2 separate regions of the Homo sapiens genome follow, and region 2 is linked to region 1. The links are chromatin contacts, found by Hi-C or POLR2A ChIA-PET in ENCODE. All regions are on one chromosome and are shown on one strand. The core of a region is the stretch at or near the end of the contact, and the rest is flanking DNA. Distances in the headings are between cores, read along the strand shown.

Evidence for each region. A loop is a pair of places that touch in the nucleus more often than their neighbours do. ChIA-PET counts read pairs that join two places held with the same protein, here RNA polymerase II (POLR2A). Pooled maps may share reads with other maps.
Region 2: a pooled map shows a loop between it and region 1 (2.0-fold over the local background). The contact joins the enhancer-like site here to the promoter of NAV2 in region 1. A Hi-C loop is called at or near these places in 6 of 168 maps with a recorded cell type or tissue (Caco-2, MCF 10A, PC-3 and 3 more) and 15 of 50 pooled maps. POLR2A ChIA-PET finds 5 or more read pairs at or near these places in 3 of 52 experiments (H1, SK-N-SH and WTC11).

Annotation. Positions count from the first base shown.
Region 1 is chr11:19,710,520-19,714,882 of GRCh38, reverse strand. NAV2 (neuron navigator 2) reads right to left here and starts at 2,046. Exons shown (of 38, transcript NM_145117.5): 1 at 921-2,046. The coding sequence starts at 1,187. It overlaps LEISA1 (lncRNA enhancing IL-6/STAT3 signaling activation 1), which reads left to right and starts at 211. Exons shown (of 1, transcript NR_015384.2): 1 at 211-3,949. RefSeq lists silencers at 1,978-2,171, 1,812-2,341.
Region 2 is chr11:19,754,500-19,758,862 of GRCh38, reverse strand. The region is part of intron 1 of NAV2 (neuron navigator 2); the gene reads right to left. Among named protein-coding and RNA genes, the nearest start is that of MIR4694, 3.4 kb to the left of the region's middle. RefSeq lists an enhancer at 1,296-1,848. Within about 2 kb of position 2,047, at least 4 of the 41 ENCODE cell types and tissues checked have a DNase peak (open chromatin) inside an H3K27ac peak, as active enhancers do; they include heart right ventricle, where a contact is called at or near this core.

The sequences.
Region 1 (4,363 bases), core at 797-3,296:
TATAGCCCCCTCCTACCAGAAGAAGGGGGAAATGGAGCGGGGAGGACCAAGAGAACCTGATTGGCCCTTGCTAATTTCTGTAAAAGAGATTGCACGGCCAGGGCTTGTCTGGATGCAGGCTCTGTCTGGAAAGGTAGGAGTCACCAATTCTCTTCAAGCCATCTCCCATCCCCACGCCCCGTCACTCGGGCTACCAACACCAGGATCTACCACCCAGGAAGGAGGGGCTTAGCTTCGGCCGCCATTCTGAGGCAGCCACCTCCACCCCCACCCCCACCGCAACAGCCAGCCAAGGCGCTAGGAGTCTCCAGCTGCCGGCCTCAGCTGGTGCACTAGTACCGCAGTCCCAGCACCTTGCCCGGAATCCCGTCACCCCGCAGGATGGGGCAGGGACAGGTCATCTTCAAGCCAAGGGAAGAGCAGGTTCACTGCCACCCGCGATCCCCTTTTCTTCCTGGATCTTACAGCCAGGCTAGGGGGCGTCGAACCCAATGGGGCCTTAGATCATTCCTTGTCCGGAACAGAATCTCTGCGGAACCGCCAGACAGACACACAGCTGCTGCTGCGGATACTGGCTTCTTGGGGCCAAGACCTCAACATGCAGGACCTCACATTTCCAGCGATGCACACGTTTTTTGAGAACATCCCGACCTTTCCTCCTCCCCAGGAAGATGCTGCAGACGTGCCCGCCATCCCAGGTCTCGAAGAGCTCTTAAGGCAAACCTCCGGCACCCGGGCCACACCCACCGGCCGGCCCACTCTCCTCGCGCATCCCCCAACCTGCCGGCCTAAGGGGAATGGTTCCCTTCCCTGGCCACATGGTAGACCCTTCTCCCATCCAGCCCTTTCTCCCACACCATCCCGAAAGAACTATTCATCCATCCTTCCAGAACAGTACCCCGGCAAACGGCATCTCTCACCTGGGTATCGAACCCGTTTTCCACCGAGCCGCTCTTCCGCAGCGGGAGCCCCTCCCCCGCTGGCTCCTGCAGCCCCTGCAGCACCTGCGATTTCAGGGGGATCTGGCTAGGATAGGTGGTCTTGCTCACCTCCACCTTGCTTCCCAACTTCAGGTAGCAGGGCTGGGGGCCCGCCCGGGCCGGGGGCACGTGCAGGATGGGCGCGGCGCTGTGCACGGGTTTGGGCAGTCCCGACTTCATTTTGGAGGCGACCAGGATGGCCGGCATCTTCTCCCGGGGCTTGGGCTTTCCCAGCACGTCCCTGGCAGCGGCGGCGGGGGCGACCGCTAAAGGCAGCGCGGGTAGCAGAGCAGGCGCCGGGCCTTAGCCCACGAGGCGCCCACCACCAGCGGCTAAAAAAAAAATCCCCAGGTCGGGGAACTCGAAGCAATCGGGCGAGCGCGCCTTTGGGGTGCCGGGATGGGAATGGGGGACTGGCCACGGCGCTCAGCGGGTCCCACCTGGACGGATGCTGCCGCCGGGTCTCACACCTCTCCTGGGTGGCCTTTCAAGAGCTCTGGGCGCTCAGGGGCTGCCGCCTCTTGCAAATTTCCTCCTGGGAAACAGAGGCTTGGACGCCCATATTAACTTGTCACTGCATCTCCGAAGTGAGGAGGCCCCTTTGGAAGAGACAGAGGCGGCGGCGACCCACGAGTCCCGTTCCGGAGGCTACGGGTCTGAGCCGGCGAGAGAAAGAGCGAGCAGCCAAGGAAGGAAAGGAGACAGCAGCGAAGGAAGGAGAGAAGAAGGGCGCAAGGGTCCCAAGACGTCTCCACCGAGAGGCAGCTGCCACCCTGCTCGCGAGCACCGCAGTGTCACCCGCGACGCAGCAGAGGTGCGGCAAGAGCCCCCGAAAGGTCTCTCTTGGGGTGACAGTCACCGCTGCCCAGAAGGCCCCCGGACTGAGAGCACCTTAGCGCCTGCGGGTCTGCACATGCTCCGTGAGCTAGATAGAGGCAAGGCTGTGGCCGTGGGGCGCGGGCGCCGGGACGCGCGGCTGGCGGGCCGGGCAGGGCTGCGCTCGGGAGCGGCCGCCGCGCTTCCCGGGAAGGCTGCGCTGGCTGCGGGGCTCAGCGCAGGGGAGGACAGGCTGCTGCCGGCGCTGCTGCGGCGCGCGCTGACAGCCGGGGCCGCCCCGGCGCGCCCATTGGTCCACGGTGCGCCAATCAGCGGCCGCGGGTCTCACTGCAAAGAGGGTGTGGCCTAAACTCTGGCCGCCGCCGAAACTCTGGGGCCGCGCTTGGCCGCGAGTACAAAGCGGGCTGGTGGCCGCTTTGCGGCACTGCCCCGGCCGCGCGCCTCCCGGGGGGCCCACACCCCTGCGTTCCTGAAACCCTTCTTTTGAAAAATGCCCTTTCGAACGCAACCGTCCGCCCCAGAGCCACGCGGGCACGGCTCGAGGGAAGTTTGTTTCCTTTTTCAAATTGCTCCGGTCACCTTAACGGTTTGAGTCTTCCGGAGTCACGCCCGCAGCCTCGCTGCCCCCATCTGGCTTGGGCAGGGCCGAAGCTCGTCTCCCGCTTTAAGAGCGCGCCAGCCATTTCTCTGCCTGCTCTTCCAGGCCGGCTGGGCGGGGGGCCTCCCAACGGCTTCCTCTCCAGTTTTCAAAGGCTGCACATTTCACTTAACTATTTGAAGTATTTATAGGCAAATACAATACGCAGGGAAGCTTCCCGCCCCGAGACAGCTCCTCCACGCAACCTACCACAGACTCTGTAATTAGAGTGGCCTGAAGAAGCCGGGAGAGGCTCCATGACCCCGGCAGGCTCTGGCCAAACCTTGCTGCGTTTCATGGAGCCCCTCCCTGTCCGCGCCTGGGACGCACTGGCCCCAACAGGTTCCTCGACTCGAATTCGCTGTTTGGGTTGCTCTGTGGTTTCCTCGCTGACTGAAAGTGGATGAGAATAAGAAGGAAACTGAGAGATGATCAGGCAGGCCAGCCTTCGCGATTTATGAATGAGGAGCCTCCCACCCTGTAGAACTGCTTGGATTAGAAGTGGGCAAGTTATTTAAGCTTACATGCATGCTTATAAAGCTTCTGTTTTCACATGTAGTAAGGTGGAGGCTTGACGACATTTACCTAATGAGCTGTTGTTTGGATTAAATGAGATGGTTGGTGCATGGCAGTCATTTAGCACAAGTACCTGGCAATGTAAGAGACCAATAAAAGCTGGGCTTTATTTTCCCTGTTGTTAAATTACTGCTGCTTTCCCCCAAAGTCATCTCTGTTTATAAACTATTTGTCTTTCTTCTTTGTTTCCAGGACACTTTGTGCCCACCCTATAGCCTGATCTTCAGTGCTGATAGCATTGATTTAGAATAACTCAGATGCTATTAACTCTGTCCCCCTGGAATTCATGTTAAACCCGTAATCCCCAGTGTGATGGTATTAGGAGGTGGGGAACTTTAGGAGGTAATAAGGTCAAGACAGTGGAGCCCTCATGATAGGATTAGCACTCTTATTAGAAGAGACAGGAGAGAGATGCTTTCTTACTGCCTTGTGAGGACACAGAAGGCAGTCTTCTGTGGACCAGGAAGAGGGCCCTTACCAAGAATCTGATACCGTGTTGGCATCCTAGTCTCAGACTTCCAGCCTCTAGTACTGTAAGAAATAAATGTTTGTTGTTTAAGCCATCCTGTTTATGGTATTTTTGTTATAGTGGCCCAAAGTGACAAAGATCTCAGACCAGAGGAAACATCAAAGTCTTAACCTCTGAAGCATTAAGAAATGAGAAGGCACCTTCTTAGCCATTCTAGGTAGCAACTTTCTACTCTAGTTAGGCTGAAATGCACGGCCCTGTCTATGTCTGTTTCAGTTATCCTCCCTCTCTCTGAAATCAAGTCACACATCATTCATGCTACTTACTTAACACTTTGCCCTTTGCCATCTGATGCCACCTCCCGTACTATTGTCTCCCATTATTTAACCTGTTATTTATTGTTTCATGCATTCATTTTCATCTTAGAGAATAAACATCTTGGAATTAGGAGCTGTGTTTTAACTTTCTTTAGATCTTCTCAGTATGGAGCATAAAGCTGTGGACAGAATAGCTACCCAACATTTATACTGAATGAATGATTGAATGATGCTAGAAGAAGGAGAGATTGTCTTTTAGATTTAGGAACATAAGGACATACGAAATATTATGCTATAAACCTTGGGACTCTTTTGCCTGCCCTGAATTCTAGTTCTGACCAGTGTACCAAGATTTGTGGAAAGATATCACAATCTTCAGCTTCTAAAGATCAGGGAGATATTCCAAAGTATTCCCATGGCCCTAATGCAGTGGTTCTCAAAGTGTGGTCCCTGGAGCTGCAGAAGCATTACCTGGAAACTTGTTTGAAAGCTCCACCCAGACCTATTGAATCAAAAGCCCTGGGGATGGGGCCCAGCAATCTGTGTT
Region 2 (4,363 bases), core at 798-3,297, 44 kb before region 1:
CCTCCCTGGTGAGGTTTTGGCTCCCTTTCTGGCAGCCAGCTGGGTCTAGTCACAAGGCGATTGCCAGCTTCATCAATCCCCCATGCACCAGCACCACAACCAGCCCGAGCTGGCGTGGAGGGAACCCACAATCCCCCAGGTCAGTTGACTGCACTGCAGCAAAATAGCAGAGGGCTCCACAGGGCCCCAAGCCTGAACCCCGCTCCCCTGCAACCTGCTCAGTTCACCCACCACTGGGGCTGCCCACCAGCTCAGCTCACCCTTCCCTGAGTCACCTGGGCCTGTCCTTGGCCATCATGTCTCCTTCCATACATTGGTGGGGATGGATTCCTGGTCCCCCGCACTGCCTCTTATAACGAAGTCACCCCACTTGCAATCACAGTCGCTGCTTCCTGCTCCTCTGGTCCACCACCACCCTTCGCCAGCTCCAGCTCCTTCAGCCCCTCTCTACTGCCCATACATTTTATGCGGCTCTTTTTTACCACTCAAGCCTCATCTCACACAGTCCCTCCTCAGAGAGGCCTTCCCTGACCCATCACTTGTCACATTACATTATTTTCTTCACTGCCTTTAGTATTACTTGAAATTACTGTGCTTAGGTATTACATCACCTGGTTCCTTCACACTAAAATATACTTTCTATGAGGGCAGGACCCTCCTGTTTTGTTCATTCTTGTGTCCCAGTGCCTCAAATAGAGATGTAGGTGCTCAATAAACGGAGTGAACAAAACCCTTTATTCTCAACATTCCTCATCTATGAAGTGGAGGGGATAATATTTACACCACAATGTAAATATTACAATGAGTTAATATTATGATGCTGCTGTGAGGATTAGAGACAATGTATAATATTTTTGGGGTTTGTCGAAGACCAGGTTCCAATAACTGGGCAATGATGATGGTAATGATAATGATGACACTGAGAGAGGCAGCACCAAGAGACTGGGGGTAAGACTGCAGGCTGCAGAGTCTGAATTTGGCTTTGGCAATTAATTAGCTGTTTGATCTTCAGCAAATAAATTCTCTAAGCCACAGTTTCCTCATCTGTAAAATAGAGATTATAACAGTATCTCTTAGGGCTTTTGTGCAGATTAAATAGGACAATCCATGAAAAGTACCCAGAACAATGTATAGCACATACCATACCCTCAATAAGTGTAAGCTGTTACTGTGCACCAGATACAGGGCTATTCATGTCCCTTATACCTTCCCATCACACACCATGCAGCCTATGAAGCACTTTCCCAGAAATCCTCTTAGTTCATGCTGCTGAATCTTACGATAAAGAGGAATTACCCACTCTACTTTATAGCTGATAAAACTGGTGTTCAGAGAGGTCAAGCAACTTGCCTAAGGTCACACAGTTAACCCGAGGCAGAGGAGCAAAAGCCTTTAATTCAGAAATTCAAACTCTCTTCTTGTCACCACCCCAGGGTTGCTCTCTTGTGCAACCTGCAGCCCCAGAATCTGAGGACACCTTATGAGGCAGTATGGAGAAACTCTGCCATGCTGCTTGAGTACTCCTGCTAAAAATAAACAGGAGCCCTAGGCCTCCACACACGCGTTGAGGCCAACTGTGTTACTCTCAAGCCCGCTCCCTTATAGGACAGTCAAGGGTTTGGCAACACCACAAAGGCAGATGAAGCCTGTGGTTTCCACCAGGAGAGCAGGCCCAAGGTTCTGGTGCTCTCTCAGCTTCAAAACAACATTAAAATAGCCCCACATTAGATGGGAAAAGGTCAGAGCAGGGCGCTGAAGTGGTCACCACAGGCTTTATCAACAGTTTCCAGCTGGCACAGTGTGTTCTCTGGGCATCAGGGTCTTCCCCGTGGATCAGCCCAGCCCAGCCCAGCTCAGTCCAGCCCAGCAGCCCCTCCTGTTTTGGTCCCTGGCCTTGTCTCAGCCTCTGTCCTCAGAAAGGTTTTCAAAGGTGGCCTGACCAGGCCTTGGCAGCTCTCTCTGTACCAGGGGCAATTCAGGAAAGGGGCTCTGTGCGTGAAGTCCGAGAAATCCAAGGGGCTGGATGCAAATGAAGTAACGGGAAAAACAAACTGTGCTCACCAAAAAGAAACTGGCGCCCTGATCAGCCTTTTTAACTCCCAGCAGGAGCAGATTTGTTGTGACTAATGCATCAGGCTTTAAATAGTTTCACGCGGCATACTGATTAGTCCAAGGCACAACAGAGGCAAATGCAAAGTTTCCAAAAAGAAGAAAAGGCTGCCACTCTCAAAAAACACTCATCTGCTGATGGACGCCCACCCTGTTTAATTCCTTAATAAAGCAACAAGGCATAGGGAGCTGGGTGAGAAAGAAAGAACACGGAGCCAATCAGATTCCTGGGGGTTTCAGGTTGACTCTGGTTATTCTTTCCCTCAGTCACCCTTCATGACTGCCCCTTGCGCGCAGTCCAAATTTCTTGGTAATACCTTCTAGACTCTTCATGAACTGGTCCTGTACTGGTCTGAATAATGTCTTGCCAAAAATTCATGTCCTCCTGGAACCTCAGAATATGACCTAATTTGAAACTATGATCTTTACAGATTTAATTAGTTAAAATGAGTTTATCCTGGATTAGGGTGGGTGTAGGGTAAGTGCCCCTTATAGCAATAATTTAAGCATACCCTTAGAATGACCTTGTCTGGCAGAAACACCTGAATGTGCGTTCTGAGCCAGGGAATCCAGACGTAACCAACCCACAGATTCATTCCTTGCCCATGAGGAACATCTGAGCCCCCATCCCGTCCCATAGAACAAGAGCTGTACAGGAGATTGAGGCTCTGAGCTCTAGGTTAAATGAAAGTTGCCACGTGGAGGTCATTAAGGGGAGGCTGTTAAGTGATGTAGAAACTACAGTCTTTTTGAAAGCAGTTGTGATTTTCCTGCCCAGCCAGCCACCACTAGGCTGTGCAGTTATCTTGTCCAGCCTGCTGCCGCTGGACCATTTCTATATGTAAGGTGGTTGTCCTGTCCAGACTGCTGCCACCAGATTCTCTGCCCTGTAGGTAAGTCCCTAATAAAACTCCATATCGTATTTGCTGGCTCTGGGTCTCTTCTTTGGCCTCTAGAACCTGGTGCCTTCCCTACTGAGAATAATAGGAGTTTAGCACAACATTGGGTTGCAAAGCCAAAGACTGGTGTCCTTATAACAAGGCTATGTGAAGATACAGGAGACACGAAGAGAAGAACACCATGTAAAGATGAAGCCAAAGACTGGAGTGATGCATCTACAAACCAAGGAATGCCAAGAATTGCCAGCGACCTTAGAAGCTAAGAGAGAAGCATAGAGCGAGTCCTTCCCCAGAGGCTCTAGAAGGAACCAATCCTGCCAACAACCAGATTTTGGACTTTCATCAGCCTCTAGAGCTGTGAGATAATAAATTTCTGTTGGTTTAAGCCACCAGTTCATGGTATTTTCTTATGGTAGCCATAGGAAACAAATACAGGTCACAACCTACATGTCTAGCCTTTCTTCCATCAAAGTCACCTTCCTCACAGTCCATGCATGGGATGTAGCTCTTACACATTTTAAAAAAATAGAATGACAGAGTTCAGATTTCACCTCCACCATTTTGGCTGCTGTGTGACATTGGGCAAGCCAATTCTCTTATTTTTAGTTGTCTACTCTGTAAAATGAAGATATTAGAAGGACTGTTGTGGTGAGTTGAATGTGAAAATGTACACGTAACAACAGGGAGACTACATTCGCCATCAGAATTTTCTTGGGGAAGACATTGCATTTGTTTGGAAAGTACAGCTAAATCAACCTCTTGCAGAAGAGTGGATCCCAAGGGCCATGATCTGGACACAATGATCTGGATCATTGATCCTGTCGATTAACACAATGGATCTGTAGTTTGCAAGTTGTGGGTGACGGTGGCAAGAGTTGGCTAACAAAGGGTGAGGAATGCAGAGTTCACAGGAAAGAATCCAGGAGAGAAAAGGGCCAGCAAGGAAGTAAGCGAGGGAAGGAGACAGCAACACTCCTCCATACCACGGTAGGCTAAGGGGAGTTCTCTGAGAAAACAGAAACCTCTAATGGATATTTTCAGTTGCTTGCAGTGAAGTATACAAGATGAGCTCAATCCTCCATGTCCTCTACAAAATAACCAGTCAAATCTAAATTGGGTACCAATATTTTTATAATCATGGATTCCTTTGGTTCAAACTTGTAAATGTATTGAGTTTAGAGTCTGGGTTGTTGTCATGGGGTAAAAATGAAGAAAGCCCATGCAGACACATGAGCTGGAGAACCAGGGACCTGAGTGACATCTGGTTTACTCACTTAAGAAAGTTGCCAGCTTACTGCAGGTAGTCTGTAAACATTATAAATAAATGTTTGCTTCAGCCTCAGCCCTCACCTTCC